2 separate regions of the Mus musculus genome follow, and region 2 is linked to region 1. A link is a loop called in an ENCODE intact Hi-C map of the cell type or tissue named here. Cell type or tissue: gastrocnemius. All regions are shown on one strand. Each heading gives the region's core, and the rest is flanking DNA. Links, peaks and the distances in the headings are about the cores only.

Evidence for each region. Peaks named below come from ENCODE experiments on the same cell type or tissue, not always from the same donor. Only the 100,000 strongest peaks of a DNase experiment are listed, where the experiment ranks them.
Region 2: it touches region 1 in a loop (5-fold over the local background); 17 of 42 quality-filtered maps call a loop at or near these places.

The regions. Positions count from the first base shown.
Region 1 is chr7:28,141,308-28,157,347 of GRCm38, reverse strand. It overlaps 9530053A07Rik (RIKEN cDNA 9530053A07 gene), which reads right to left. Exons shown (of 20, transcript NM_001164655.1): 6 at 14,564-15,125; 7 at 12,924-13,516; 8 at 10,142-10,727; 9 at 9,833-10,032; 10 at 6,554-6,695; 11 at 4,293-4,630; 12 at 3,483-4,056; 13 at 2,543-3,159; 14 at 1,661-2,204; 15 at 253-821. Gm38976 (a long non-coding RNA gene) reads left to right here and starts at 8,846. Exons shown (of 3, transcript XR_881918.1): 1 at 8,846-8,915; 2 at 9,485-9,555; 3 at 11,131-11,253. It also overlaps the pseudogene Gm21925. In gastrocnemius, for the core only: CTCF peaks have their summits at 5,278 (motif pointing right) and 8,818 (motif pointing left); DNase peaks (open chromatin) are centred at 5,308, 8,815 and 10,301.
Region 2 is chr7:28,292,198-28,308,237 of GRCm38, reverse strand. It overlaps Dll3 (delta like canonical Notch ligand 3), which reads left to right and starts at 6,453. Exons shown (of 9, transcript NM_007866.2): 1 at 6,453-6,554; 2 at 6,673-6,954; 3 at 8,014-8,071; 4 at 9,103-9,345; 5 at 9,502-9,719; 6 at 11,728-11,950; 7 at 13,315-13,894; 8 at 14,113-14,197; 9 at 14,312-14,683. The coding sequence starts at 6,492. The coding sequence ends at 14,317. Timm50 (translocase of inner mitochondrial membrane 50) reads left to right here. Exons shown (of 11, transcript NM_025616.3): 6 at 1-90; 7 at 389-493; 8 at 587-685; 9 at 1,260-1,416; 10 at 1,709-1,815; 11 at 2,208-2,412. The coding sequence ends at 2,309. In gastrocnemius, for the core only: CTCF peaks have their summits at 5,887 (motif pointing right) and 8,825; DNase peaks (open chromatin) are centred at 6,419, 6,789, 8,842, 9,216 and 2 more places; H3K4me3 peaks cover 970 bases.

The DNA of each region.
Region 1 (16,040 bases), core at 4,774-12,773:
TTTGCCTTCTAAAACAGCAATTTCTGGGTGCTTCTCTACTTCATGCTCCCTACTGTGTGCTCTCTACTGCATGCTCCCTACTGCGTGCTCCCTACTGCGTGCTTCCCACTGGTGTTTTTCAGTGCTCTTAGGACTCTCAAGTTGGTCAGTGTCCCCCCCAAGACCTTCCCAAAAAAGGGGGCATGACTTCAGATGACCTCATAGGTGGGGCTGTGTCCCTGTAGAACCATGGGCAGGGTCGTGTGCACTCACCTGTGGCCCTTTCGCCAGCACCACGACCTGGCCTGCCACGGTCACCACCACCCGCTGGGGGTTTCCAGCTAAGTCCTTCTCGAGCACAATGGAGAACGCCTCCTCTCCATGCTTCGGAAAACAAACTTGGGCCAAGATGTAGGAGCAGGAGCCATAAAGGTCATAGACCAAGCCATCAGGCGTAGCATAATGGGTACCATGAAGGACCAGCATTAGTTTAGAGCTTTTGGGATGGCAGGACCGGATGCCATCCTCTATCCGGCATTCCTCATGGATCCCACAGGTCTCTATCCTGCAGGTGACCTGGTCATCAGGCCCGCACTCACAGAACCACTCACACTCATAGCCGGGGTAGAAGGTGGCACCTAACGCATAGTAGCGCCCTTGGTGGAGGCAGCCACACTGGCCCACAGGGACACAGGTGTCACCACTGAGCACGAAGCCAGCATCACAGACACAGCCCTCACGGCAGATGGTTTCACAGCCCACAGGGGCGGAGAGGCTCGGGCAACTCACAGGGCAGGAGTCACCACAGAGCTGGTAGTGGCTGTGGGCAGGGCACTGGAGGGCTGTGGAGAGAGAACAAGGAGGAGTCAGGCAGAGGCGATGGTGGGATCAGGAGGGCTTGGGGGTGAGAGCCTGACTGAGGCCTGCTGCCTCTGACTTGGCATGTGACTGGACCTAGAACATATGACAGGGGCACTGGTATGGTCTCCCTGAGGAGAGTGTATCACCCTGAAGAGTACTTCTGAAGCAAGTGTCTGTCTGGGGATATGGCCACACACCTATGAGCAGGACAGTCTAGAACCGACCAGGGCTTTACTGATGTGGGTGTGTGGGAGGCCAGTCATCCTGACTGAGGACAGTGCAGGCATGACTGGAGCACCCTCGGGCCTCTCTGACGTGCTCTGTTTCAGGATGCCACTGTGGCAGTGTGTATGTGATTGGGTGACACTGACAGGTTGGACCTGACCCAGCAGATCTGCCTGGAGGAGCTGTCCCACCACTTCTGAGTCAGAAGTCAGCTTGGATCTGCTGGGGACAGGTGCTGATCCCAGCGGAGTGTCTGATGTCTGACCTGCATGTGGCAGGCCATGTAGTGTCTCCCCAGACACCACTGGGCTATCTGACCACCTCTGTGTGGCTATCTCTATTCCAGTGTGGGAGATGGTCCAGGGGCTTGAGATGTGGCCTCTGACAGGGGTTCCTTGCTGAGTAACTGTCACTATCCAAGTCCGTTAGGAAAATGAACCTCCAGAGTGGTCTACACGCAGGGTTTCTGACTTTGGGTGTGCCCTGGGTCCTTCTGTACTCCACTGGAGTTTTTCCGTAGTAGTGCCAAGGTGTATCTCTGTCAGGAGGTGGAGGGGATGCCTTGTCTTATGGAGCTACATGGGTCAGTACTCACGACAGAAGTCTGGCTTTCTCCATTCTCTAAGTCGGACCCTGGCATCCTGACATGCTGCCACATAGGTGGCTATAGCAGGACAGAGGCCTCCTGAATGTCCCTGAACCTGACAGGTGTCCAGCAAGCAAGCCTCGAAGTACTGCGTGGGTGGCACAAAGCTGTGGCAGGGCGCTAGTGGGCCTTCGGGGGCCGTGATAATGCCGCAGGCATTGGGGCCACCAAAACGTTTCCGTTCCTCAGGTGTACAGGGTTTTGGGCAAGTCCTAAGCTGGCATTGGTCACAGTCTGGAAATCCGCCCACTTTCCAGCCCTCAGGTTTCCCGCCCACTGCAGTCAGGTCATCGTTGGGATTCTTGTTGTAGTTGCCGCACAGGCCACAGAGGGTGCCAGCATAGGCTGCGGGCACGCGCAGGCGCATGAAACTGTTTCCATCAAAAGTCAGGGAGAGCCCCCAGGAGGTGTGTACCACCAAGCCCATGCCACTTAGGTGAACAAGGAGCCGTGATTGCAGCTGGAACGGCAGCTTGACCATCTCTCCATCCACCTGTGGATGTGGAAAGGGGAACCAGCTGAGTCCAGTGTGTTTGTGCTTCAATCTTACCTACACCATTCAGAATCAGTTGTATTAAGACACATGATTTCTGGTTATAGTAATAGCACAGACTAGTACATTGGCTCTTTGTGCTACCCTTAAGCAGGTACCTTTTAACAATCTACCCTACAGAGGAATACTGGAAGGCTGAGCCTGGGGAAACCACTGCCTCCAGTCTTCCTGGTCCCACAGGCTCTAAGCTGAACCGGTCTCACACTCCCGCCATGCTGGGAAAGATGCTCTGTACACCAGAGACTGGAATGGATTCTGTGGGGCCACAGCCCACTCACCAGTAGGTTCTTGGGCCAGTGGGCACTGAGGGTCAAGCTGAGGCCATAGATTCGCAGAGTGATACTTCGTGTGTAGCTGACAGCCTGGCTGCACCTATGCTCATTAACCACGGTGACATTGAAGTATTCAGTCCCTGTGGGTGGTGCATGGCAGGGTGCACTCAGCAGGTACTCGCAGGTGCCTTGGAAGTCAAACCGGTGCCCATCTAGGGTGATGTATGTGGGATCACCCAGTATTTGACATTCAGCTATGCTTATAGGTTGGCAGCCGATCTCTCCAGAGGCCAACAAGGCACACTCCTCACCCAGCCCACAGCTGGCAGGCTTGCAGACCAAGGAGTCACCTCCAGGTCCACAGTGACACCTCTTAGAGCAGGTGGTATCAGCCCAAAACTCAGTGCCTGCTTCATAGTATGTGCCATTGACCCAGCAGCCACAGCCACCATCCAGGGGAACACACTGATCAGCACTCAGGACGAAGCCCTTGTCACACTGGCATCCCTCCACACAGGGCCCATCACATGCAGTTGGGGCTGTGTGTCGTGCAGGGGGTGGGCAGCTGGCTGGGCAGGGTGGGCCACAGAGCTCGTAGTGGCTGTTGACAGGGCAGGTGATCTCTGTAGATGAAGGAGAGAGAAACCAAGAACAATGTTGAACTGGCCTATGGGGACAGAGTGGGGAGAGACATCAACAGAGACAGAAGGGGACAGAGAGACTTGCAGATCCAGTGACATAGTCAGAGAGGGACGAAGTGACAAAGTAGAGCTGATGGCGTGAAGGGCAGACAGAGAGAGATGAGCTGCAGACCAGACAGACACAGCCAGGAAACAGGCATGAACAGAAACCAGCTGAAAGACTGCAAAGGGTGAGAGTGAAGCCAGCCCAGCCCAGCAGAGCCAGTGTCACGTGCCCAGGCCTTGTCCTGCTCCCCACCACTCACCACAACCGGCCTGAGTCCTCCAGTCCTCGATTTTGATGCCAGCAGCTTGACAGGCAGCAGCATAGTCAGCCAGTGCCTGGCATAGTATGTCTTTGACTTGACCACCCAGGCAGACGTCCAGCACACAGCCCTCAAAGAAGCTTTCAGGAGGCACATGGGCATGGCAGCTGGTAAAGGGACCCACTGTGTCGTGGTCCAGAGGTCCACAGAAGCCAGGACCCCTATACTCCTCCACTCTGTCCTCTGGGCATGTGGGACAGGACCCCTGACATTCATTCCAACAAAGAGGGTCCCACCCTGGAACTTGCCAGCTGCCACCCCAGGTAGGTATTGAGGGTGCCATTGTGCCATTAGGGAAGACTTGGTCATTTTGGGGGTTTTTGTCCATGTTCCCACAGAGCCCACACACTGCACCATAGTAGCTGCTGGGCAGTGTGACGTGTACCCTCCACTTCCAGTTGTAGGTGACCTGAAGCCCAAAGTTAGTCTCCAGCACAGCCTTTGAGCCTCCATTAATCACTGAAATCCGCCCACCAGCCAAGTACACAGGCAAGGCCATGAAAACTCCATTCACCTGGGGAGAGAGGGAGTCCAGCAGGGGTCAGGGAGCAGTGCGGGTGGAGCTGTATCCTCTGTTGTCCCGCTTCCTCCATTACCCTGGCCAAGGGCTTTTCCTGGCTGACATTCTAACCCACTATTTCAGGCTCTTGGGAAAGAGATCTGCCATTGGGGTTTATTTTAGATCTCTTGATTGATCAAGGTCTCTCCCAACGCTGGCCTTCTTAGAGTCTTAGGTCCCACTAATCATACCTGAACTCTGCCAGTCTTTTTCTCGTGGATGGTGATGCTGGTGTTGTAGGTTTTCACGGTGACCTTCCTCACGTAGGACACCTTAGGGTCGCTCTGGCTCTCATGCTTGGTAATGACACTGAAGGGGGTCAACCCCTCAGCACCAGTGCCAGGGCAGCCAGTTCCTGCCATCAGGTAACTGCAGGTCCCGTGGAAATTAGTGTTCAGGCCATCAAAGGAATGGTAGTGAGGGTCTCCCCACACCCAGCACTTGGACTCATAGTTGGCTCTGCATACACCCTTGCCATCTTTCTCTGTGCATGTTTCCTGTGACCGACAGGTAACACCTTGGCATGGGTCTATGGAAAGAGGAGACAATATTCTTGAGCTGCTGCCTACCACCAACACGGCTGTTCCCAGAATCTACCCCACGAGGTACCGGGCATATTGGCTCTGAATGTGCTAGGAGGGAGACCAGATTCCAGGCAACAGTGTTGACACCTAAGTCCTAGGTCCTAGGGTTGCTCTGGGGAAAAGCCAGAGAGATGGAGTTCAGCAGTTATGAGCATGTGTTGTTCTCATGGAGGGCCTGGAGTTGGCTCATTACAGCCACATGGAGGCTCACAGTCGTCTGTAACTCCAGTTCCAGGGAGGATCAAACACCTTCTTCTGGACCCTATGTCTCTATGCTCAAGACCCCAGTCCTGGGATTTCCTGGTGAGATTTCCGTGTCTGGGGTCCCAATGTCTCACACTTTGAATTGGTCCCCAGTCTACATCTTATGGCCTGAGGCACTAGCTCCATTTGCAGGTGGCACTGTGTTCTGCCTCAGGAGTCTCAGTACTGATGATTACGTTGGAGAGCTTTCATGTCCAAGACTCCGTGTTAGTGCCTCTATACTTCCTCCCCTAGGTTTCTAGTTATGGGGTGCACATACAATCTCTGTGTGTCATCCTCAAGCCTTCAAACTTGCTCCTCTGTCTTGTTTCCTGTTTGAAATCGGTCTGGAAGCTTTGTCAGCAGAGGGCGCTGGGGAGTCTGCGGGAGGCAGGGGCGCCTGTCCTCACAGCCTGCGCTGCTCATCTGGCTGCTGCTGCTGCTGCAGTGGGGGTGACTCCGTGAGGCCTGAGGCAGGTTGGATACTGGCTCTCTAGCTGGTCACTTAGATACATAGCTGGCTGCTTCCGGCTGAGTTTTCTCAGCACTTCAGCCAGGCTTTCGCCAGTGAGGTCTGAGACAGCCTCAGGGTATGTCACTTCCCTATCCCTGCCTTCTTATGTGGTGAAGGAAACCCTGCAGGGGCCACTCAATGAGTCGTCTGTTGCATGCGCTCTTCCTTACCCTATAGCAATCGGTGTTGGCAGTGCCCTTCCCCAGCCCCAGAGCTGTGGGTGGACTCCAGGGTGCAGCATATGCTAAGCAGGGACTTAGCCGCACACATCCTCAAATATGTGAATCCCTTGCCATAGTAAACTTCCTTTCTCCTGCTGGGACCCTGATCAATGCAGACTTTCCCTCAGCGACCCTGCAGTCCTGCTCATCATTTCTGAGAACCCCAGCCCGGCCCTTAACTCTGGAGTCCTCCTCCTTCGTTCGTTGCACGAGAGGGTTGCCTTCCTGAGAAACCGTTTTGAGGTTAAAACTGTGTCCCCAGTTTTGAAGGAGGGGCGCCTCTTCTGAGACCTGCATCTCCAAAATCATGAGCCTCTGCTTGGACGGTACCATAGTCAAGGTTCTTCTTTGATTTTGTTTCTGCTTCTACCCTGGGGACAACCACCTTAGAATCTCAGAGCTCTGATTAGCCCAGCGATTCCTGGACTCCGATGCTGGTTTCTGAAGCCCCATGTCCAACCCAATGAGCCCCTGGGCAAGAACTCAGAACCTTCTGGTGCTTGCAGTTGTAAATAAATCTGCTTTTCAGTGAGAAGTTTTACTCCAGGCCATGTGGCCTGCAAACTTAGGTAATTGTCACTGCATTTGAGAACAAAAGATCGCCCAATCCTGCAGTACTCCAAGGGCCTCTGACCTCCACCATCAAAATCTTGCCCCAGGGTTCCCGCAGCCTTAAAGCCCCCTGACACCCAGCCTGCATGACCTCTGCCTCTGGCTCCTAGAATCGCAGCCTAAGGTCTGGCATCTCAATCCACAGCCCTCTGAACCTCTCACCATGAAGCTTGTCACCCTCAGCTCCCAGCCCGTGTCCTGTGTCCCCCTACACCAGCCCAGCCACACAGCCCGTGTCCTGTGTCCCCCCACACCAGCCCAGCCACACTGCCCAGCACCTTTGGTGACGCAGGTCAGGACGCCTCCTGAGGGCTCGCACACCTGTCCTGGTTTGCAGCTGTGATCCTGGCACATCATGCCTTTGCCTGGTTGGCACACACAATGTTGCTGGCAGTTTTCAATGAGAACTGACTCCTCTGGCTGTGGGGACAGAGAGCATGCTATCAGTAACCAGAGGCGGAGGCCGATTCCCAGTGTTTCAGGCACAGAAGGAACTGGAGTATACAAAGCAACTGCAGCAGTGTGGTCCATTGCCAGTGAGGCTGAGGTACTGCATGGCTTTGGGGCTCAACTCATCCATCCATCCATCCATCCATCCATCCATCCATCCATCCATCATCCATCCATCATCCATCCATCCATCCATCATCCATCCATCCATCATCCATCCATCCATCCATCCATCCATCATCCATCCATCCATCCATCCATCCATCATCCATCCATCCATCCATCATCCATCCATCATCCATCCATCCATCCATCATCCATCCATCCATCCATCCATCCATCATCCATCCATCCATCCATCCATCCATCATCCATCCATCATCCATCCATCCATCCATCCATCCATCCACTTCATTCATTCATTCATTCATTCACCCATTCATTCTAGAAAATTCACTGTTTAGGAGAAGCAGAGTTTAACAGTCAATGCAAACAAAGCATGCCGGGCATATTATCCTATCACTAGGGAGGCTGAGGCAAGAGGATTGTTGAAAGTTTGAGGCCAGTCTGGACTACATAGTGAGTCACTTAGGGCCACATGCCAAGACCACCAAAAAAGAAAGAATGAGTAACATTTGAAATGTAAATAAAGAAAGTATCTCATTAAAAAAGAAAGAAAGAGAAAGGAAGGAAGGGATGGAGGGAGGAGGAGGGAGGAAGGAAGGAGGGAGGCAGGAGGGAGGAAGGAAGGAAGGAAGGAAGGAAGGAAGGAAGGGAGGGAGGGAGGGAGGGAGGAGGAAGGAAGAAGGATCAGGGCAAAGGCTCTGGTGCAGGCTCTTCCCAAACTCTAAACAACGCAGCTCAGTTTCTTTATGTGTCATTTTTCTCATTGGCAGACAGTAGATACTTAATGATAGGACAGAACTAATAAAGTACAATGAGCGGGGTCGTGGTGATGGTGCACACCTTTTAGTCCCAGCACTTGCAAGGCAGAGGCAGGTAGACCTCCGAATTCAAGGATAGCTTGGTCTACAGAGAGAGTTCAAGGACAGCCAGGGCTACACAGAGAAACCCTGTCTTGGGGGAAAAGTGGCAAGTACAGCTGCCTTAATACAATGTGTGAAGCACAGGTGACAGTAGAGAGACAGCTTTTCAATAATCCAGGCTGCTTTGTAAAGGGGTGAAGGTGAAGCAAGAACAGATCATAACTGTGCAAGCTAAGCAACAAACAGGTGTATGGCGGACACTTTCTCTCATCTCTTGACATCACACATTTGATTTCATAACCAAAAGTCTATCTGTGTACATCACACAGGTCCATGAGCATTGCCACACACCCACACATTTGCTTTTATTACTACACACACACACACACACACACACACACACACACACACGTTAAGGCAGTCCTCCGTGTGGGGGAGCAAAAGGAGGAAGCAGAGGAAGTGAACAGCTGCTATAACAGACAAGGCTCCTCTTTGTGGTCATGGGGCAGAAGATGGGGTACGTCTCTCCTCGAGGCACTGGCTAGTTGCTATAAACCAGGGCTAGAGAGGTGGCTCAGTCATTAAGAGCCCTGACTGCTCTCCCAGAGGACCTGAGTTTGATTCTCAGGACTCCCATGGCATCTCACAGGCACCTGAAGCTCCAGCCCTAAAGGATCTGATGCCCTCCGTCCACAGCTTCTTTGACGACACCCACCAGGAACACTCATGGTGTGTAGACATGCATGGATGTTCATACATAACATAAAAATAATTCTTAAAAACTATTATAATCATATTGTTACGACTAATGCTTTGTTCTCAGAGCGTAAGCCCCGTGTTCACTTTTCCTGTAAGATATTGGACGGTAAGGATATTTGATTCCCTACTTGGCAGCTACTGGACTCTCTTGTTGCTGTGGCTGTCTTGAGCCAAAGGACTGTCCCTCAAATGAGCCAGCCAGATTAAGCTCACAGATCAGCATCCGTGGTTTTGAGCAATCCATGGATCTGTGGAGAAGACTTTTGGTTTTCACTAGACTTTATCACAGATCTCTGCGAACTCTAGATGCAAGCGTTTCTAGGCAGGAGCTGAAGTGCTCCCCCTGGTGGCCTGGCAGGGAATGTTGTTGACTGGTGCTGAACAGGCAAAGCTAAGATAGGTCTAAAGACCCCTGCACTGTGTGTGGTCTCAATACCCCTGCACTGTAAGTATGCTATTCAGCTCACCTCCTGAGGCAGCTGGGAGACAGAGCCCTGTGCCACCTTCCATGGCCTTACCAGTAGGCCCAAAGAAAGGCTGCTTCTGGGTGGTCTTTTCCTGCTAGCTTTTTAGTATTGAGGGCTGAGCAGGCAACACAAAGAGAGTGAAGTGAGGAGGAGGGGCGGGGAGTGGCCGGCTGAGCATTGGGAAAGAGCAACTGGGGTGAGGATGGAGGGGATGGCGGAAGGATGAAGAACTGAAGTCAAGGAATGGCAGGAGGCTGTAAAGAACCAGAAGAGAAACAACAGGCTCTGTTTGTTGGGAAAATTCCACAGAACTTTACGTGCACAGGACTCTCGTACCCCAGGCCTATGGTGTAACACTGGCTGCTGCTAAGGGCTAAGGAAGCCTTGGCCTCTTAGGCCTTTGTAAGAGCTGTGACACTTCTTGAACCAGAGCTCTGACATTAGCAGCTCTGGCTTGTTAGACCCCTACCAAATACCTGTGGATACAAAGTGCCCAGGATCAGCACTTGAAATGCTTTCCCTTTCCTACCCATGATCTTTATCTTAGCAGAACAGAAGGACTCCAGCTGTATGATTCACAATAGGGGAGCCATCTTTGTCCAGATGTGACACACAAAGGTAAGTCTTGACTTTGGGAGCCAGGGAAAGAGTTTAAAACATCAATACCTATGGTGACATTTGGAAAGGTCTTTTCTACTCCTACGAGGATGGTAGACCAGAGGGAGGAAAATTAAGGACTGGACGAGGTGTAGCAAGTCAGGGTGAGGGGAGGGGACAGATGTGGGCAGAGAGGTATTCAGAAGATGGAATGGTGGGAAGGCTATAGGTCCGACAAGCAGTGAGGGCTGGGTTCAGGAGGAAGTCCGGGGCTCTGTCAAGAAGGCTGAGTTCCTACCTCATAGTAGACTCCGTTGTAGTGGCAGCCACATTTCTCCATGGGCACACAGGTTGTGATACTCTGCAGGAAGTCAGTGTCACATTCACAGCCCTCTGAACATGGCGTCAGGCACTGCATAGGAGTGGTGATTGCTGAGCAGTCCAGGGAGCAAGTGTCTGCGCAGACCTCATAGTGGCTGTGAGGGGGGCACTCCATTGCTGCCAGGGAGAGAGGGAGGGCTGACTAGGACATCAGGGTGTGTGTTGGGGTTCTACTCCTGTCTCCCAAGCTTCCCCTCTCCCTACCCCTCAGTGTCCCATCACTTACGACAGAAAGTCTGGTTTCTCCATGGCTTGACAGTGCCCCCAGCCGCCTGGCAGGCGCTCACGTAGGCATGGATGCTGCTGCAGAGAATGCTCTGGTTCCCACCACCCAGGCAGAGGTCAAAGACACAGCTTTGCAAGGGACCCTGGGGGTCCAACAGTTTGTGGCAGGCAGCCAGTGGCCCCGTGGGGCTGGTGATCAGCCCACAGAACTCTTTCCCGCGGTACTTCTTCTCCAGAGTTGGGTAGCACTTCGGGCTGCAAGCCTGTCCCGGTTTGCAGGAAGGCCGCGGTGTGCAGGAAGAACCTGGCACAGCTTTTTCCCAGGAGTCTCCCAGCTCATTGGAACTGGCTGCCTGTGAGCCATCGGACTTCTGGAAGTCATTCTTGGGGTCATCATTGTAGTCCCCACACAGGCCACACATGTGTTTATAGTAGTTGTGGGGAACCTTGACACGCACGCTGTATTTGAGATCGTAGGACACGAGCAGGCCAAATTTGGTCTCGATTACCATATCTGTGCCATGCCGGAAGGCCTGAACTCTATCCTCATCCAGCAACACAGGCAGCTTCATGTCCACACCGTTCACCTGGGAGTCAGGGAATGCCAAGCTTCAGAGGGCGCGCTTTGAGGCAGTCTGTCACTAAGTGTCCCTAGTCTGTTTTAGATGTTCCTGTCTGACACTGAAATCCTGAGCAACCCTTTGCTCCCCCCCATTTTCATATTTGTAAAACATGTAGAATAACAGCATCTTATATGAGCCAGGACCTTGAAATGTGAACAGATTTTAAAAAAAAGGGTCTTTGTTGGGGTAATAAAAAGTATAATCTTGCCAAAAACCCACCATGGATCCAAGTGGACCCTGAATCAAATGGCAAGTGTCCTGTGAGGCACTGGGATAGGACAGAGACCATAGAAAGAGCATCATGGGAAGACCCTTCTGTGCCCTTGGGCAGGAGACTCACCTGTATTTCTGCTTCCTGTCTGTCTAGGAGGGACCAGGTGCCTTGTCTCCAGAGTGTCATCTAGTGAATCTGATACAGGACGCCTGCAAAGGCTTTGGCTGTAGACACGCCCTGTGGCTTGGGACTGTGTATGCAAGTCATCCTGGCAGTCAGGGGCACTCAGAGTGGCTGCTGTAAGTGTGGCTGGATGCAAAGCCAGGCTCCATGCCTCATCTGAGGATCACCCGAGGGCTCTGCCTGGTGCACCCCTGATGTCACCACATATGTGCCCTTCCTCATCACACTCCTGGCCGACTGGCTTTTCATAGGTGTGAGGAGACTGGGAGGAGGCAGGGGAAAGGCACAGTCTAGGCATGTCTAGAGTGTCCAAAAGACATTAACACCATTCCTCCCCAGGCTGGTAGTGAATAAAGGCAAGTCACTTAACCCTCTGGGCTCAGTTTCTGGCGCTGCAGTGAGGGACAGCCACAGGGAAGCTAGGGTCTGGTGACAGGAACAGAGACTGTTCCCACGAGTCTGGAGCTGCTCATCTGTCAACTGCTAACCTCAGAGCCTGGGGCTTGTTAGGGAAGAAGCTGCACCTGCAACCCACATACAGCCCGTGTGACAGCTCTTGTACCTCCTGCTCCCAGGACAATGGCTGTGTGTTGCATGTCAGTGGGGGATATTCCCAGTGTATTCAAATGCCACTCTCCTGTGAGACTCAATCTTCCTGTTCAGAAAAGCAATAGGGTGTGGTGCGGGACCCAGTGTGCTGTTTCTTAGCAGCAAATGCCTTGCCTTTACTAAAGAACTTCAACACAGTGATGGGACTTTGTCTTCCAAAAAAATGAATCCAATCATGGTGCCTTCTTCAGCTACCATTGCAAGGTTAAATTGATGGTGAGAGTGCCAGTTGCTTAGCAGCCAATGGGCCTGGGGCAGCATGCAAAACAAGCAGCTGGTTTACTGTTGTTGCTATGGTTGTTAAGGGATGATGGGGGTTACAGATCCTTTCCCACCTCTGAAGTTTTCTGTGTTGTGACTACCTCAAGTGCTCCTTGTGGGTAGGAAAGTAACCACTGCTTGGGCAGTGTTGGGTAGCAATTTCTCATAAATATATTTCATCCTTGAGGGATGCAGAAGTTCTAAAAAGGAAGCTCTATAAGACTAAGGAAGTAAGTAACTCACACGTCTCAGGAAGTTCCTAAAACTTAGCAGATATTCAAGGTCCCTCCCTCCTCAAGGTTATATAAGCAATGGGGACTGTTTGGAGACTCCCCTCCTTGTAGAGCTAGCTGAAGGTGCTTCAAAAAACCCCAGGGTTTCAGCTTTGCTCAGTTATCATCTGTGCTGGGGTGAACTTCTGTTTTCCCAGTTTCCTTTGTGTTGTTTATGATCCATGAGTTTGAATTCCTTTAAGAAACCCATAAACTCACTGGTTCATCAAGTTAAACTTGGGTGGTATTGTTATTCTGGCCCGTTATTAATTTCCATCTAGGGGTGAGTTGATGTTTGTTCTAGTCTTCTCAGAAATTGTGTCGTACAACAGGGAGGGAGCAGGTATAGTGGGAGGAAGATGGAGCACATAGGAAGATGAGGAGAGGATCAGTTAAGAATAGAACAGGAAAGACAAAGCAACATGGGAAAGGCTCCAGGTCCCCGAGGCCTCCTTACTCTAGGATTCCTATCCGTTTCTCCTCTTGTTGAGGTCACACTTTCTCACTTATTCTCTTGGGTCTCTAAGCCCCCTCCTGGACTGAGCACTGCTCATGCCCCACTCACATATCAACCCCTGACTGAGATCCGTGTCTCCTCTAGGGCCCCACCTCTGCTCTCACCTTGACCTTCCACTGATTCTGCTCCAGCTGCAGGGTGTAGTTGGCTACCTCGATGGTGATCTTCTTGGTCACACTGACTTGCTTGTTGCCCTGGACTGCGTTTTCCTGCAGTATTGTGAATGGTTTCAGGCCAGGTCGGGTCCAGCAGGTCTGGGCCAGCACGTGCACACAGGTGCCCATGAAGTCAAAATGGCGGCCATCAAAGGTAGTGTAATGTGAAGCCCCTGATACCTGACAGGTGGCAGAGCCCTCACCCACACATCTCAGGATGCCATCCAACACTTTACAGACTTCATGTGGGCTGCAGTGTGAGGGTTGACAAGACACCAGGCCACCCTTATCACAGTGGCAGAGGGAGTTACATTCAGGGCCAGGATAGAACTCATCACCTGGCGCATGGTAAATGCCCTGGTATACGCAACCACAGGATGCCAGGGGTACACAGGCCTCACCGCTAAGGACATAGCCCTCATCACAGACACAGCTCTCGTAGCAATCTGAGCCACAGCCTCCTGGCACTGGCTGGTCTCCACAGGTCAATGGACAGCCTCGCTGACACAGCTCATAGTGGCTGTGAGGTGGGCAGGTCATTGCTGCAGAGAGAGGGGTCAACAAGACCAAAGGCTTTTACTTTGGGGTGGACACAGTTGATTCCACAGCGCACACGTGCACACAATTTAAAAAGACCACTGTGTTTAGTAGCTTCAAGAGAATATCCTTTTATACCCTTTTGTTATAGCTTCTGAACCTCAGAAATAAGATTCAGTTCTGATGCAACTGTGGTTTGGGTAAATCTGTAATATCTTTAATAACACTGCTAACATTGGATATAAATGCTAATTTGTGTTACATATTTTAAATAAGCTTACACATGCCTGTATGTAGACACTATGCAGTATATCAGCGACTATAGCATTAGTTTCTTCATTTTATTGTATTATTAAAATATAAGTTTAGTGATTTCAAGCGTTAAGAAGTATTTAGTAACTAAAAGTTATTACTTATACTACACTTTAGTGAGAGCATTTAGTGTTACAATGAACAAACAGACCAACAATCAAGCACAGGGCTGGAGAGATGGCTTAGCTGTTATGAGCACTTACTGCTCTTGTGGAGGACCCAGGTTCGATTCACAGCACCCACATAGTGGTTCACAAACATCTGTAAGTTCAGTCCCAGAGCATCTGATATTGTTTTCTAACCTCCTTGGGATCTTCAAGCCCATTGGTGAGTAGATTTAGATGCAGGCAAAACACTTACACACATAAAATAAAAATAAACCTTAAAAAAAAACAAACCCCAAACCCAAGCAAATCAAACCATTTCTTGTTCCCCCTTCCTAAACAGGAATCAATCGTATCAGGCAGGTGGCTCTGTAAAAGCAAAGAGAAGCAGCCAGCCAAGCAGGCTGTGCGGGAGCTCTCCAATACAACATGCCATGCTTACGTCTGGCTCCGTGTTCATACCTCAGCACCTCATAGCAGCCTCATTGTGAATATACAGCGGCTTCCTATGATCTCAGCTTCATGGTATAAGCATAGCTCCTTCCTCATCAGGCAGCATAAGGATCAAACAATGCTACTTATAAGCTAACGAACAAGCATTAGACTCAATCCCCAGTTGATACTCTTGGTACTCACGGCAAAGTGTCTCAGTCCTCCATGGATACACAATGACTCCAGAAGATTGGCATATGGCGGTGTATGTGGCCAGTGTGTCACACAGTGGCTTAGTTTGGCCTGGCATACGGCAGCAATCATAGGCGCACTCTATGTAGGCACTGTTGTAGGCAGGCACTCTCCAACAGTGCTTGAAATGACCTGATATGTTAGTAAATATTCTGCAGTTTTGTGTTATATTTGACACTAATCCTTTGTTGAAGTCAGGACACAGATGTTGCTCGTCTGTCCTGCAGCCGAGATGTGATGATACCAGCCACTTCTTTCCAAAGTCTCGAGGGTCAATGGCTTCTGCTCTAATCTGTTTACCCAAGTCATCACGTGGGTCCCCGTTGAAGTTCCCACAGAGCCCACACACACTGTTAAAATAGTTGCTGGGCACCTTGGCAGTCACATGGGTGTCCCAGTTATAGCTGACAGACAGGCTGAAGTTCGTGCGTAGGATGGCGTACTTGCCTTGGCGGAACACTACGAGCTTCCCACCTAGGGCTTGAAAGGGCAGGTAGTGAAGGATGCCATCCACCTGGATAGAGATGGAGGAGGACCAACAGGTCAGGGTACCTGCCTCCTATCTCCCCAGTACGGGTACCACTCTAAACCTCTCCATTTAGTCTGGTCTAAGGCTATTGCGTTTATTTGTTTTAATACATATTGTTAATTAATATTCCAGCCTTAGGTAAAGTGAGAGGTGGGAGAACAGTATTAATACCTATCAATAATTTTGCCCTATCTTTATATAGAGCCTTTCCATACCCAACACTGGGGAATCAGAAGCTGATCCATGGAACGTTCTCTTTCCCACTTTGACTTGTCCACCTTCTCTCTCCCCATGGCACAAGCTATTCTCTAAGATAATTATGAGACATTGTGTGAGTATCTAACAATTCATTTCTACACAACACACACACACACACACACACCACACACACATACACACACAACACACAACACACACACACAACACACATACACACAACACACACAGATTTTTAATTTTAATTTTTATTAGTTTTTAGACAAAGTCTCTCTGTAGCATTGGTTATCTTGGAACTCACTATGTAGCCCAGGCTGGCCTCACAGAAATCCTGTCTCCCAAAATACTGGGATTAAAGGCATACACCACTATAAAAAATAATAAGTACTGTCTGTCTATCTATCTATCTATTTATCTATCTATCTATCTATCTATCTATCTATCTATCTATCTATCTATCTATCTATCTATCTATCTATCTTTGAAGTAGGGTCTCAGTGCGCATTAATTGGCCTGGAACTAGATGTGTGGCCAGTGTGAGAACCACAGTGATGACCCCAAGAATGATCTCCAGAAGTGCGGTGGCTCACAGGCTAGATTGGAATTTAGAGATCTGTTGTCCATCTCTGCCTTCTGAGTGCTGGGATTGGTTCGTGCACAGTTTGGCTTTCACTCTTCTTTCCT
Region 2 (16,040 bases), core at 2,691-10,690, 150 kb before region 1:
CTCCCAGACCCTCTGCGGGAGCCCTACTACCAGCCACCTTATACACTGGTCCTGGAGCTTACCGGGGTCCTTCTGCACCCAGAGTGGTCGGTGTGTCCTGCAGAAGGCAGTGTGTTGGGATCCTCTGGGGGGCTGGGTCAGGAGTGGTGGTGGGGTCAGCCCCACTGCCATGTGTTCTCTTCCTTCTTGTGTCCTTTGGTGCCTACTTTAGGGTGACAAACATGAGTTGGCTTTGGCTTAGAGTTGTTGTACCACATGAGTGGGGCCAAGCCGTATGCTCCTCGGCCCCCAGAAGTAGACAGATGCCTGCCTCTGGGGCCCTCAGGCAGGGTCTTGACCTTTTGGGCTTTCTGGTCTAAACACTCCCCTGTCCTTACTGCCTCTGCAGCTGGCCACTGGCTGGAGGTTTAAGAAGCGTCCAGGCATCGAGACCTTGTTCCAGCAGCTTGCCCCTCTGTATGAAATAGTCATCTTCACATCAGAGACTGGCATGGTGAGTGAGGCTCTGAGGCAGCAATGACCCAGGTGTGTTGACAGACGCCCGGGCTGGACCTAGCCTCATCTCTCCTTCTCTCCGTCCCTGCAGACTGCATTTCCACTCATTGATAGTGTGGACCCTCACGGTTTCATCTCCTACCGTCTGTTCCGGGACGCCACCAGATATATGGAGGGACATCATGTGAAGGTGCCATGTGGGGATGACGGTGGGCCTCTGGGATAGATTTGGGGGTGCTTAAACCGCTGAGAAAAGGGGCCTTGCTCCTTCTGATGTCAGTGCTTGCCTCCAGGTTGTCTAAGGGGTGGGGGCCCAGGCCTTGCTTCTGGGGTTGTAAGTGGCTTCCGTGAGGCTGTGCTTGGGACTGTCGTAGAACCTGTTTCTTTGGCTAGCCAAGCATCGAAACGTAGTGACCAGGCCCCTATTAGACGTGTGTTGTTAGGTTCTCCCTTATGTCTTGGTGACTCATGGTATAAATTCAGGCTTTGACAAGGGCCTGTCTGTAATTCCTGGCTTGAAGTGAGTCTTGTAGCCTGGTGCAGGCTTGGGGTATGAATTGATCCCACCAGATAGAGCCCATGCTCTCTCCAGAGACCCCTGGCTTAGGTGTCCATGTGACCAGCTTCCCAGTTTCTCAGAAGCCTGAGGTTACCCTCCATAACCTGTATCTGGGAGTCTTTGCAAGGCACGTCCTTGAGTGTCTGTCTGTCTGTCCACTCTGCGGCCAGCAGGGTGGGGAGCTGATCCTCTCACTCACTTCCAGGACATCTCCTGTCTGAATCGGGACCCAGCCCGAGTAGTAGTCGTGGACTGCAAGAAGGAAGCTTTCCGCCTCCAGCCCTTCAACGGTGTTGCCCTGCGGCCCTGGGATGGCAACTCAGATGACCGGGTCTTGCTGGACCTGTCTGCCTTCCTCAAGAGTGAGACTTACCTTAGTGTCTGGTCCAGAACCCTTGACCCTGAAGACAATGGCAGACACTTGATTTTGGCTTGTCATTAGTATAAAACTGAGCAATTGGGGTGGAAGAGATTTATGAGTATCCTGGAGCCTTCTGGAACTTTCTGAGCTATCCAGGCATTTCTCGTGGGGGTTATTTGGTCATGTTTGGAGGAACCCTCTCAGCACTGACAACATTCAGGATGTGCTGACCCTACCCTGGGTCATGCTAAGGCCTGACTAACTAGTACCCCCTTTACCTGTTGTGCCTACAGCCATTGCACTGAACCAAGTGGAGGACGTCCGGACGGTGCTGGAGCACTATGCTCTAGAGGATGACCCACTGGAGGCATTCAAACAGCGGCAGAGCCGGCTTGAGCAGGTTAGGCTCTAGTCCCTACTGGGCACTTTGGACTTTTGCACCGTCTTCTTGGCTTTGGCCTCTCGGTGGGGCTCTCACACAGCCTGCCTTGCAGGGCTGCTCTGAGGGCTCTGCAGCATGGGCTAGAGGCAGAAAATAGTGAGCACTTAAGATAAGTCCATGGCCTTGGGTGGTCCTGAGACCTTTCATGGTAGACTGTGTGCGTAGAGCTTGTGCACAGGGATCTGTGGACGCTTGGCCTCGGGCATGTTAGTCCTGCACCCCTGGGGCTAAGAGTTGCTCTTTCCACGCTCTGGATCTAACGGGTGGACTCGGGTTCTATACTGGGCCTGAGTATGACGGCAGGCAGGCTTCTGAGTTGACCCTTGTCTTTTTCTGTCCCTCATCCCCAGGAGGAGCAGCAGCGCCTGGCCGAGCTCTCCAAGTCCAACAGGCAGGGCCTCTCCTTTGGCTCACTCGCCAGCCGACTGTGGCCTCGCTCCAAGCAGCCCTGACTTCTAGGCTTCCTCAGAGACTTGATGCCTGAGCCTTGGGCCCCAGCCCTTACACGGCAAAGTGTGGACAGCTATGTGTCCAATAAAGCGAGTCCCAGATGCCACAATGCCTGTGTCCAGAGTCCAGATGGGGCACTGGGGTGAGGTCTTGGACTCGGTCGTCATTCACAGTGACTGAGCACCACCACAGGGCTGGGTGCCATGAGTGCCTCGTTGGAGTGGGGCTCCTGCCAGCCTGAAACTGAAAACCTGGGTTTCTGCTGCACATGTCTTCCCATATACTCTATGAGTTGGCAAAGAAAAGCCCCTCTCTCTCTCTCCCTCCCTCTTTCTCTGGCTCTGGACTCCTTGTGTGCTGTAGAAATAAAGAGAAGTCTGGCCTCTGGGGAGCCGCCTCGAGGGCTGTCAGCCTAGCTGCCGTGTGTGGCTCTGTGGGAATGTGGTTCTGGAGCTGTGCGGTCAGCCACACCTCATAGAAGCCAGAAATACGATTGCTTTGTCTTTTTGGAGACATGGTCTCGCTGCGTAGAGCTTGCTAACCGTGATCTCAAGAGGTCCACCTGCCTCTGCTTCCAAGCGCTGGAACTAAAGGCGTGCACCACCACGCCCGGCTCACTAATAGGGTTTTTTAATTAATTTATTTTTCTTTATATTTATTGGTGTTTTGCCTGTATGTATTTCTTTGTGAGGGTGTGGGATCCCCTAGACCTGGAGTTACAGTTTTGAGCCACTATGTGGGTGCTAGAATTGAACTCAGGTCCTCTGGAATAGCAATCAGTGCTGTTGACCTGAGCCATCTCTCCAGCCCCAATGATAGTCCATTCGTTTTTATAATGTGTATATATGTGCTTTGTCAATGCACCGTGTGCTTATTCTAGAACTCATGGAGGCCAGAAGAGGGCTTGGAATCCCCCAAGGTTGTGAGGGAGCTGCTATGAGGGTGCTGGAAATTGAACCTATGTCCTCTGCAAGTGCAGCCAGTGTTCTTAACTGCTGAGCCATCTCTCCAGCCCACCCAAAATAGTTCACAAATTGATAGGCTCTTGTGTAGTAGCCACGCAAACTTTTGGCAAGCTACTGCAAGGTACTTAAGACTTAAGGTCTTAAGGCAAAGCAGTGGTGGCGCACGCCTTTGATCCCAGCACTTGGGAGGCAGAGGCAGGTGAATTTCTGAGTTCGAGGCCAGCCTGGTCTACAGAGTGAGTTCCAGGACAGCCAGGGTCACACAGAGAAACCCTGTCTCAATCAAAAAAAAAAAAAAAAAAAAGACTTAAGGCCTTAGTTTCTTCCTGTCTGAGGTAGGGTGGAGCATCTGACCCAAGCCCCTGCTCCAGCCAGCATCTAGTATTAGCCTGCGTAAAACCAAAAATTAATGCTTTTTTGGCAGTTTGAAGACATGGGTCAGATGAGACTGCATTCTAGGTTGTTTAAAGTGCCTTTGGTGGTACCATGGGGGGAAGGGTTGGTGTGCCACAGGGCTGTAATTTCAGCTTTTAAGACACAGGAGAACTGTCAAGTTTGAAGCAAAACTGGTTATGTAGCAAGACACTATACAAAGAGTTACAAGTAAAACCAAAACTCAGCCCAGAGTACTAGGCAATACAGAGGGGTGCTCCCAGCAGCCAAAGCTCTCAGCCCAGAGTACTAGGCAATACAGAGGGGTGCTCCCAGCAGATTTTGAGGACTCCCTTCTCTTTTTTCCTTCTTCCAGGACAGGTTTCACTGTATAACTTGCTGCCTGGAATTCTTTCAGTAGACCAGGTTGGACTCCAACTCACAGAGAACTGCCTGCCTCTTCTCCCTTCAGTGCTGGGATTAAAAGAACAACAGTGGACCAAAGCTTGCTGTAGGGATAGGATCCTGGGTGGAATGGGTTGTGGGTGGAGGGAACGTGGTTTTTGGAGTTGGGGTCCCTCAGAGCCCTCTGAGGGAGGGGCCCTCATGTCTGAGATGATCTTGCTATGTAGCTCAAATTGGCTTTGCACTTAATTGGCCCTCCTGCCTCAGCCTCTTGAGTACTGTGGTTATAAACATGTACCCCTACAGTCTTCTAGAATGGATTTGAAATGTGACTTAAGTCTGCTACCTCAGCCCTGTCTCGTGTCACTCCCACTGGAGGAGAGAATTGAACATAGGTGCAGGAGCCCTGAGACAGTGCTCATATGATGAGGCGGGAAGCATTTAACCCCAAATGCCCTGTTCTCCAGGGCTCTCTGTGTGGAGTCGTTTGTGTGTATAGTCATGTCCCCTCCTCACACCCCAAGACAGTAGTGAACAAGGCTGCTAGGAAGCAGTGTCCTACTGTTCCCTCAGGGGAGATGTAAGGCAGGCAGTTGTGGGGGGATAGAGATAAAAAATGGGGGCAGAGAAAAGGGGAACACATAAGACTATAATTCTAGCTATTCGGGAAACAGGCAGGCAGGAGTGTGGAGGGTTTTGGGCTGGCCACTCTGTCTCAGACTAGGCAAGGGCTGGGGTGGTAGCTCAGCCGGAGTGCTAACCTAACAGGCATAAGGAGTGTTCACAGGAAAGAGAACTGAGGAGAGAAGCAGTGGTTTGGGGCCTTAGAGGTGTTTGTTTGTTTTATATTTTTATATGTCTGGGGGCAGAGTAGGCATGGGCATCCGGTAAGAGAAGAGTGGTGGGGGTAGTTCCTGGCCATGTGGATCCACGGGTGAAAACAGGCTTGGCAGAAAGTGCCCTGCCTAAGTCATCTCACCAGCTGGAAGATGCTGTTTTAGACCGGATGGAATGATCTGGAGCGCCTCTTTGGAAGGTGTGTGCCAGCAGAGTCTACAGTGAGAGGAAAAGCTCCTGGGATGGCTGGTCGGGCAGGCATGATCGTCCCAGGGCCTCAGCCTTTGCTGTTCACAATGTGTTTGCTCCAGGATCCTCCTCACACCCCAGGCCTTAGCAGGGGCTCTGTTTCTGTGCGTAACAAAGTCCTAAACAGCTAAGACTTTCAGAAATCCCTTAAAGTCTGCTTTATTTGTGATTCAGAGCTCTGGAAATACCACCTTGCCTCGTGGTGAAGCAAAACCAGGTGTGGTAGGGTTTTGTGGTATTTTCCTGTATTGGTTTTGAGAAAGGCTTTATGTCGTCTAGGCTGGCTTCTTTCTCTTGTTTGTCCTGCTTCTGCACTGCTGGGATTACAGGTCTGCCATGCCCACCCACGCCTCTTTTTCGACTAAACATTTAGTGGGACTATAGCCGTCTCCCCTCTACAAGACAAATGTGGATATAGGAGCAACTTATATTTTCCCTAAAATTACTAGCTCTGAGTATTAACTTAGTATTTACTGGGGGTGGGGAGTGGGTTTCCTCTGTTTCTGCAGCCTTGCTCACCGTCTGACTTCAGCACACTAGCCTGGGCACCTGCACCTAAATTGTTTTACTTGCCTGGATCCTGCGAAATCCCACCTCCTCGCCCCCCGGGGTGGGATGAGCAGCTCCATTCATCTGGGGTGGAGAGTGGGGCCCTGGTGCCCGAAGACTGAAGACTAATTTCCTGTCCGTTTGCCTCTCACACCTTCCTGAGCCCAAATGGGAGGCCCAGCTGCGGCCCAAGGGGGAGGGGCACGGCCGCCCGGCAGATGGCGACATTTACATACAGCTGGGAGGCCCCTCCAAGACCAGGATCCTAGCCTGGCGTCTGGTGGCGATACTGGCTTCGCGGAGGGGGGGCTTTGTTTTAAGAAGGGGAAACACACATGCATACACACGAGAGGTCTTCCACAAACACACAGGGGTCCACACAAAGAACTCAGGATTCTTCCTCACCGCCTCCTCTGTGGGGCTCCGAAACACAACCTCACACACAGCCGGCTGGAGACGCATTCACTGCACTCATGGGTTCATAGGGTCCTCCACAGCGGACAGGAGCTCACATAAGTACATACATGATAGAGAGGAATGCACCTGTATTTCCGTTCTCCCACTTCAGTACGCACAGTATCTTAGAAATTAACCCCTGCCGCTTTCAGATTGGCGCATGCAATCACACTCAGGATGAACCTCACCAAGTCGCCCACATAGAGTTACTGTATCCCTTTCCCTGGGACCCCTCTCGGCCGGTAGCTAAAAGACTGGCCTGAAGGGGCGGAGCGTCCCCTCAAATATAAGACTCCGGCATCCAGCAGCTGCGACTCCTGAGACTATTTCCCCATCCTGTCCCCCAAAGCAATGGTCTCTCTGCAGGTGTCTCCGCTTTCCCAGACGCTGATCCTGGCTTTTCTTCTTCCTCAGGTCAGATACAGAAAGGAAAGGAACAGATGGGGTTGGGCCGAGACCTGGAGGTCTTAGAGACTTTCATGGGGCACACAGATACCTAGGTCCCTTAACCTTGTGGCCCTCTCTGTCCCAGGCACTGCCAGCTGGTGTCTTCGAGCTACAAATTCATTCTTTCGGGCCAGGCCCAGGCCTCGGGACCCCACGCTCCCCCTGCAACGCCCGAGGCCCTTGCCGCCTCTTCTTCAGGGTCTGCCTGAAGCCCGGAGTCTCCCAGGAGGCCACCGAGTCCCTGTGCGCCCTGGGCGCAGCACTGAGCACGAGCGTCCCGGTCTATACGGAGCACCCCGGAGAGTCAGCGGCTGCCCTGCCGCTGCCTGATGGCCTCGTACGTGTGCCCTTCCGCGATGCTTGGCCGGTGAGTCCAACCTCCACCTCTTTCTGTCCCCCCCCAGCTCCCGACACCATCCCGTGCCCCAGAGCCTTTACTACCCCCTCCTCTCCGAAACCCACATTCCCAGACCCCCTCCGCTATTCTCTTCAGGGATGTCTTAAAACTGGGCTTCTCATCTTTTTGTGGTTGTGTGTGTGTGTGTGTGTGTGTGTGTGTGTGTGTGTGTGTGTGTGTGTGTTATACTCACGAATACGCTTTACAGCGATATGTGGACAATTTCAGTTCTGCCCTTTATTTACCATGTGGGACCCAGGGGGTTGGACTAAGGTTTTCAGTAAGTGTTTTTTACCCAGTGAATCCTCTTCTCATCCTGTTTTGTTGTTATTGTTTGTATTTTGTTTTGTATTTTTAGAGACAAGCCTGGCTGTCTCTGAGTTCACTATGTAGCTAAATCTGGTCGTGAGTTCCTGATCCTCCTGTCTTCACTCACTCCCATCTCCCAAGTGCTGGAGTTATGGGGTGCAATAGCAAGTCGAGTTGGGGTCTTTGTCTTTATTCTAGATCTCTTCTTTGGACCTGGGGCTCCTCTCAAGCACTTTCTTGAGGTCACCTAATCTCTCATGTTTCCAGCCTTAGTTCTTTTGGTTGGGACATCAGGTCACTTACTGAATCCTGGTCCCCATCCCTGTACCCTGCACATCTCAAAAAGAATCAGGGCCCGTATTTGAAATGTAGACATTGTTGGGAACTTTTTCCATATTTTATTTCCTCACCTGTAGATGGGAACACCTTAGTATGTCCTTTTGGACAGGGTCTTGCTAGATACCCCAAACTAACCTCATATTTGAAACCCTCCTATCTCAGCCTCCTGAGCGCTGGGATTACAGGTATGTGCAAACACACTTGGCACAATGGCGTATCCAGAATGAGACCAAAATGCTCCTGGCTCCCGGGGCAGCTCCTTCTGGGAATGCTCCGTAGCTCAGTCCCAGAGCTGGCTTCCAGACTCCGTGCTGTGTTCTGGAGGTCAGTGAGCTTCCCTGACCACCGGCTTCCTCTCTTCGTTCTTCTCTGTCCAACCAGGGCACCTTCTCCCTCGTCATTGAAACCTGGAGAGAGCAGCTGGGAGAGCATGCTGGAGGTGGGTGTCTCACGGGTAGGAAGGGGCAGTGTTGAGTTCAGGACTGATAATGGGCTGCCTCTAAAGTGGAGCATTCCTGCTGGGCTTGTGATGTCATCATAGCTCCTAGGATGTGGTGCTGGGCTAGTGGTTTTGGATCTGTGGGCAATCTGGGTATAAATATAATTCAAAATTCCTAATGGTAGCAATGTAAAGACCATGTCCTGAGAGAGGTTGAGCATCTCTGACCCCAAAATGAGACAAAGGGCTCCAAAATCCATTTATTGTATCTTATCTGTTGTAATAGAGAAGAACTCCCCATATGCTATGCAAGACTCCATCATTGAGCCTTGCTCCTAGTCCCTAGTAGATTCCTGGGACACTCTACTTCTGAGCCATCTCCTTGGCCTTGATTTTGTATTTGAAACAATGTCTCATGTAGCCCAAACTGTCTTCAAAATGCCCATTATAGGAATTATCCCCACTATGCTGCACCTAAAATTTAAGTCTTTTTCTTGAAACAGGGTGTCACATAATGTAGACAGGCCTTGAACTTGCTGTGTAGCCCAGGCTGTCCTTGAATTCACAGTTCTCCTGCCTCCGCCTCCCAAGTGCTGGCGTTGTGAGCATGAACCACCATTTTGAGGTTGGTTGTCTCTTTTTAGCTTTCTGGATAAGGCTCCTCCATTGGTACTAGGCCATCCATCTGGCTTAACTCTGCCCTTTGTGAGGCTTTTGCTGGGATTAGACATGAGTGGAGCCACTACGCATAAGACCTTGAGGGGGCGCTATGACTTCACTTTTGGAGATCCTGTCCGTAGCTATTGATGGCACAAGATGTTAGAAGTCTCCTATTTTAATATTCTAACAAATACAGGAGTTATCTTAGGAGTTAGTGTTATTTTAACACTAGATATGCCATGCAGGTCCCTAGGTGCATTAAGGGGAGGGCAGGCTTGCTAAGGAGGGCTTCTACTCTTCACCTAACCAGGAATTCCCAGGAGGGGTGGGGATGACCTGAATCTCAGTGCTCTACATCATTCTTTCCGCAGGGCCCGCCTGGAACCTGCTAGCACGTGTGGTCGGCCGTAGACGCCTGGCGGCTGGGGGCCCGTGGGCCCGCGATGTGCAGCGCACAGGCACATGGGAGTTGCACTTCTCCTACCGCGCGCGGTGCGAGCCGCCCGCCGTCGGGGCCGCCTGCGCGCGCCTGTGCCGCTCACGCAGTGCCCCCTCGCGGTGTGGCCCGGGACTGCGACCCTGCACGCCATTCCCAGACGAGTGCGAAGCCCCGTGTGAGTCCCTATGCGTGCCCTGCGCTACTACTTAAGCGCGGATCCTAGTTCCTTCTCATATCCCATTGATCTCCTTTAGGGAACCGAGGGCCCTGGGTCCCAACCTGCTCTAGCATTCATGTCTTGTTCTTTCTGCCTCTCCTCTGCTTCCTGCAGCTGTGTGTCGACCAGGCTGCAGCCCCGAGCACGGCTACTGTGAAGAGCCTGATGAATGCCGTTGCCTGGAGGGCTGGACTGGACCCCTCTGCACGGTCCCTGTCTCCACCAGTAGCTGCCTGAACTCCAGGGTTCCTGGTCCTGCCAGCACTGGATGCCTTTTACCTGGGCCTGGACCTTGTGATGGGAACCCATGTGCCAATGGGGGCAGCTGTAGTGTCAGTATCTTTTTTGTTTTTGTTTTTGTTTTTTTTTTTGTTTGTTTGTTTTGTTTGTTTTTCGAGGACAGGATTTCTCTGTGTAGCCCTGGCTAGAACTCACTCTGTAGACCAGGCTGGCCTTGAACTCAGAAATCCGCCTGCCTCTGCCTCCCAAGTGCTGGGATTAAAGGCGTGCGCCATCACCGCCCGGCTTTCAATTAATTTTTGAGTCAGGGACTCTCACTGAGCCTGAGCTGGCCAGTTCGGCCGGCCTGTCTGGTCAGTGTTTCTGTCTTTACTCCTTTAGCATCACTGAGATCGGAGGTGTGCACCACCGAGCCTGCTTTTACATGGGTGTTAGGGATCTGACCTCAGGTCCTCATGTTTGCACAGAAACCATTTACCCACTGAACTATCTTCCTGGCAGCTCCTCCGTACCCCAGGCTCTCACTGTGTAGCCCCTTGCTGGACTTGAGCTCACTATGTAAACTAGGCTGGCCTTGAACTCCCAGAGAACTATCTAGGCCTCATAAACACTGGGATTAAAGGAGTGTGCTACCACACTCTGCTTTCTTTGAGATAGCCCACCACACCCTGCTTTCTTTGAGATAGGTTTTAGCTAAATAAAACCCTCACTGGAACTCTGATTAACAAAGGGCTGGCCTAGAACTCCTAATTTTTCTGCCTCGGCCACCTTGAGTGCTAGATTACAGGTTTGTGTCACCATCACCATGGCTGACCTGATTAGAACTTTACCTTGTGAGTTACAGCACGGGCCTCCTCCCCCTCCTCCCCTGGCCCGGGAGGAAGCCCGGGTGCAACTATCTGGTAGCCTTCCCGGAGGCAGGCTCTCCTGCCTGCAACTTGGACCTTAAAGCAGGATTAGGGTATGAAATGGTATTGAAAAGCAAAAAGTAAATTGGCAGTGTCATAAGGTGTGTGAGCAGCATTAATGATACCCTGTGGGGTCTCTGTGAGTTGAAAGGTTTAGGATGGGGCACATATGGAAGGTGATGGCATCAGACAGCTTCCTGAGGATGGGCCCTGGGCAGAGCAAACAGGAGGCAGCTAGAGAGGGCAGGCCAGGCGAGTGGCAGGCATGGAGGCAGCAAAGGAACGGAGCTGGGAAGGAGGTCGCTGGGAGAGTAGAGTCCGGCGGGCCTTCTGACACCGACAGCTTGGGCGAGACGAGATGCAAGCTACAGAGAGAGGGCCCGTGAAAGGGAGCTCGGTGAAGCCTCCTTGCTGGGCTAGGGCTCAGTAGTAAGAGCCCTTGCCTAGAATTTACCAGTGAGGGGGTTAGGGGCGTGGCTCAGCAGAGGGCCAGCCTAGAATCTTCCAATAAGGGGGTGGGGGGAGGAGGAGGGGTGTGTGTGTGGCTCAGGGATAGCGCACTTGTCCACCAGTGAGGGTTTGGGGTCCCAGCTCAGGAGTCAAGCGCTTTCTTAACATTAAAGAGGCCCAGGGTTCAATCCCTCGCACACTAAGGAGCTTAGTGGGGAAGATGGAACCACAGCTCAGTGTCTGACCACTTGCCTTGCACATGCACGATGACGAGTCTCGTCTTCAGGTGGGGGTCGGGGCAGGAAAGAAGCTCTCGTGGTGGTAGGTGTGGTGTGGCTCACTCTTGTAACCCCAGCACTTGGGACACTGAGGCTCCTGAGTTCTACGTCATCCAGGCCTCCGGGGACAGAGAGCAGAGAGACCTGTCTTTTAAAATTGCTCTCATGGGGGAAGTGAGTAGTGTGTGTGTGTGTGTGTGTGTGTATGGGGGGGCAGGGCAGGTAGGTGCCATGTGGTAGGCTCAGTTGTGATGGGAACAGCTTTCCGGGTTTCCAGAGCTTCACCCACTCTAGGATTTCACATGTAGGAATAACAACATGGACTAGATCGAAGAGCAGCGTTCCTGGGGGAAATTCTATACCCTGGGACTTGGGGATGAACTAAGCCACCCATAGTGGTATAGAAGGAAGAGATTTGGCTCCAAGGAGTCTCTTGCCCAAAGCCAGCTTGTCTCTCTATTCAGGAAACCTCTGGCTCCTTTGAATGTGCCTGTCCCCGGGGATTCTACGGGCTTCGATGTGAGGTGAGCGGGGTCACGTGCGCAGATGGACCCTGCTTCAATGGCGGCTTGTGTGTTGGCGGTGAAGATCCTGACTCTGCCTATGTCTGTCATTGCCCACCTGGTTTCCAAGGCTCTAACTGTGAGAAGAGGGTGGACCGCTGTAGCCTGCAGCCATGTCAGAATGGTGAGGTGGGGAAGCCAGAGCGGCTAGGGGTGGGATGGGGTCTCTGCATGACTCAGATGATCCTGGGTGGGAAATACAGCCTGTGTGCCCTGTGTACCCTATGTCCTGGAGACATGACCCCCCCACCCCCCATGAAACAGGAAGAATATTCATCTCCTAGGTCTTTAAGATTTTACTGCCTGTCAGGCTTTAATTTAGGTGTTGGGAATTTAGCAGAGTAAGAAGCCAAAAATCCCTGTTGTGGTTCAAGAGAGAGGACAGTGTGGCCAGAACAGACTGGTGACAGATGAGCTAAGGCTGGTGACAGGGGCAGACCAGGTAACCTGCTAGGATGGTGATAGTGACTTTGGGCCGGGCAGTGGTGGCACACACCTTTAATCCCAGCACTTGGGAGGCAGAGGCAGGCGGATTTCTGAGTTTGAGGCCGGCCTGGTCTACAGAGTGAGTTCCAGGACAGCCAGGGCTACACAGAGAAACCCTGGGGGGGGGGGGGGAGGATTTCGGTTTTTACTTGGGTGAGATGGAGCCCAGGAAGATTCTAGGCTGGGGAGAACCCCGATTTGACACGGGTGTTAAATGGTTACATGAAGCCAAGCTGCGCGTATAAACCCCAGCACTCTAGAAGGTGAAGGCAGGAGGATCAGGCGTTCAAGGTCATTCTGGGCTATATATAAGTTCCAGGCTAGCCCCCAACAAACAGCAGCAAAACCCCAAACCAAGGGTTAAATAAGATGAATGTGAAGACCCTGGTAGATAATTGAGTCTGAAATACTGTTTACAGTTGAACATGTTAGCACTCTGGAGGCCGAGGCCAGAGAACCATAAATTCAAAGCTCACCTGGGCTAATTGTTTCCTTTGACTGAGTGACAGAAGGGACGGTACTAGACAATGCCCTTTTGCAAGTACCAGTAGCTGCCTTTTCCCAGGGGCTCTGTTGCCCACTCTCAGGTCTCAGAGGCATCAGGGCTGGATGAGGGCACAGGGCACAGGGGCTTTGGGCTGGAATGGAGGAGAGAGAGAGAGAGAGAGAGAGAGAGAGAGAGAGAGAGAGAGAGAGAGAGACCTGGAGGAAAATAGGGTGGGCGGGGGAGAAAGGAGCGGGAAAGAGGTGATTAGGTTCAAGAAGCCATGGGCAGCCTTGCACCTGTAACCCCGCACTTGAGGGGAGAATACAGGAGGACCCTATGTTCCAAGCTGGCCACATACCGAGACCTGTTCAAATTTTTAAAAAGGCATGGATGTGGCTCTTTAGATATTCAGACCGGGAACTTCTAAAGTATGGTCCAACAGTAGAAAAGACACAAGTGGGTGCGTGGGTGCAGGGTGTGGGTGATCGGTTGGCGCTGACACCGTTTCCCCGCAGGCGGCCTCTGCCTGGACCTGGGCCACGCGTTGCGCTGCCGCTGTCGCGCGGGATTCGCCGGGCCGCGCTGCGAGCACGACCTGGACGACTGCGCCGGCCGCGCCTGTGCCAACGGCGGCACGTGCGTGGAGGGCGGCGGCTCGCGCCGCTGCTCCTGTGCGCTGGGCTTCGGCGGGCGCGACTGCCGAGAACGCGCCGACCCCTGCGCCTCCCGCCCCTGCGCGCATGGAGGCCGTTGCTACGCCCACTTCTCTGGCCTGGTCTGCGCCTGCGCGCCCGGCTACATGGGCGTGAGATGCGAGTTCGCTGTGCGCCCGGACGGCGCGGACGCGGTGCCCGCCGCCCCGCGGGGCCTGAGGCAGGCGGATCCACAGCGCTTTCTTCTGCCTCCCGCCTTGGGGCTGCTGGTGGCCGCCGGTTTGGCTGGCGCCGCACTCTTGGTCATCCACGTTCGCCGCCGAGGTCCTGGCCAGGATACCGGGACTCGCCTGCTTTCTGGGACCCGGGAGCCTTCGGTCCACACGCTCCCGGATGCACTCAACAACCTGAGGTTACAAGACGGTGCTGGGGATGGCCCCAGGTGAGGGCGACACACCTTGTCACTGCGGCCAATTGACTGGTCTGGTTCTATCGGATTGGACTTTCTTACCCAGGTGTTCTAGCCCTAGCCCTCTTCTGATGGGGTCATTGCAGAATTCTCCCTTGCCAGTCTGCGGTTTCCCTCTTTGATGGGTGTGGGAAATAAAAAAATGAGAATTCGTGGGGTCTGAATTGTCCCCCGTTTCTCTCCTCCCACAGTTCGTCGGCTGACTGGAATCATCCTGAAGATGGAGACTCTAGATCCATTTATGTCATACCAGCCCCTTCCATTTATGCACGAGAGGTATCCTCGACCCACGTTCCCACGTTCCAGGCTTTGGACACTTGGCTCAGTGGCAGCCAGCTCCTCCCACCCTCAATATCTTTTCTAACGCTTCTTTCTCATTTCTTTTTTCAGGCCTGATCCTGCCCCTTCTCTATCTTGTCCCTTCTCTATCATCGCCTGGAGATGGAGCCTGAATGATTTTATTTACTTTGTGGTGTCCAATCTCTACCTCCCCCTACCGACTGGAGACTCTTTGAAAGGGCTTTATTGTACATATTGCTTATTTATAACCTAGTTTTTCTCATCTCCCCAGAGACATCTATAAAGGTTCTTATTTTGCTCAACCACATCAGGCTGAGAACTTTTTATTTTCCCAGGATAGAGTTTCCTCTCTGTAAAAGCCCTGGCCAGCCTAGAACTCTGTAGACCAGGCTGGCCTCGAACTCACAGAGATCCACCTGCTTCTGCCCCCTAAGTGCTGGCATTAAAGGCGTGCACCACTCCAACAGGTGAACTTTGTTTTTGATGTTGAAACTAAGAGAGCTGTCTCATAAGGGGAATAGTAGGTTTTTGTTGTTCTTAAATTGAGACAGCATCTTGTGATAGCTTGGAGCTCATTGTATAAACCAGTAGCTCTCAACTTGTGGGTTGCAACCCCTTCGGGGGTTGAACAACCCTTTCACAGGCGTCACACATCACCGATCCTGCATATCAGATATTTACATTATGATTCATCACAACAGCAAGGTCATAGTTATGGAGTAGTAATGAAATGGTTTTATGGTTGAGGGTCACCACATGAGGAACTGTATTGAAGGGTTGAAACATTAGGAAGGTTGAGAGCCACCTCCTTTCTTCTTTCCTTTCTTTCTTCTTTCCTTTCTTTTCTGTTGTTTTTTTCTTTTTAAACAGGTACTTATATTATATGAGGGCTCTGTCTTCACACACAGCAGAAGAGCACATCAGATCCCATTACAGGTGGTTGTGAGCCACCATGTGGTTGCTGGGAATTGAACTCAGGACCTCTGGAAGAGCAGTCAATGCTCTTAACCGCTGAGCCATCTCTCCAGTTGTGTTGTTTTTCAACACAGGGTTTGTAGCCTTGGCTGCCCTGGAAGCCACTCACTCTGTAGATCTACTGGATTGCCAACCAAGCTAGCATCAAACTGCAGCAGCTTTCCAGCGTCTGCATCTTGCACACTGGGAATTACAGGCAGGCACCACCACGCTGGACTAGGCCTGGTCCTTTGATAGAAGGCTCACTAAAAGTTTTTAGGCTTGTGGTTATGCTGTAGCACAGGTAATTAGATTAAAATATAATTAAAATTAGCCAAGAGATTCTGGCACGATGGCACATGCCTTTAACCCCAGCTCTTGGGAGGCAGGAGCAGTGGTTGTCTGTGAGTTCAAGACAAGCCTTGTCAGAGCGAGTTTCAGGATAGTCAAGGATCCATAATGGGACCCTGTCTCAGAAAGGGGGGGAAAAAAGGCTGAGGCAGGAGGATTGTAAGTTTAAGGCTAGCCTAAGCTATATAGCTGTGTGTCTTTCTCAAAGATAACAGAAAGCAAAACAAAACAAAAAATACGTTTAAAACCCAGCCAACTAGAGAAGGGGATGTGCCAGGGTCCAGGTCAATTCCTAGTCCAAACATCTGTGTGTTCTTCCTGTGGAAGCACCCACTGCACTGACGTCTGGCAACACAGCACGTTAATGGTCACGAAATGTACATTGCATTCTGGGGCCTAGAGTCTTCATGAGGTCTTGGTCAGGCAGATAAAGTTAATAGCCCTCCTGGGGCAGAACTGACACAATGTGGCCCCAGGCTGTCATCACTATCCACGTTATTGTGGATTGGCTGGT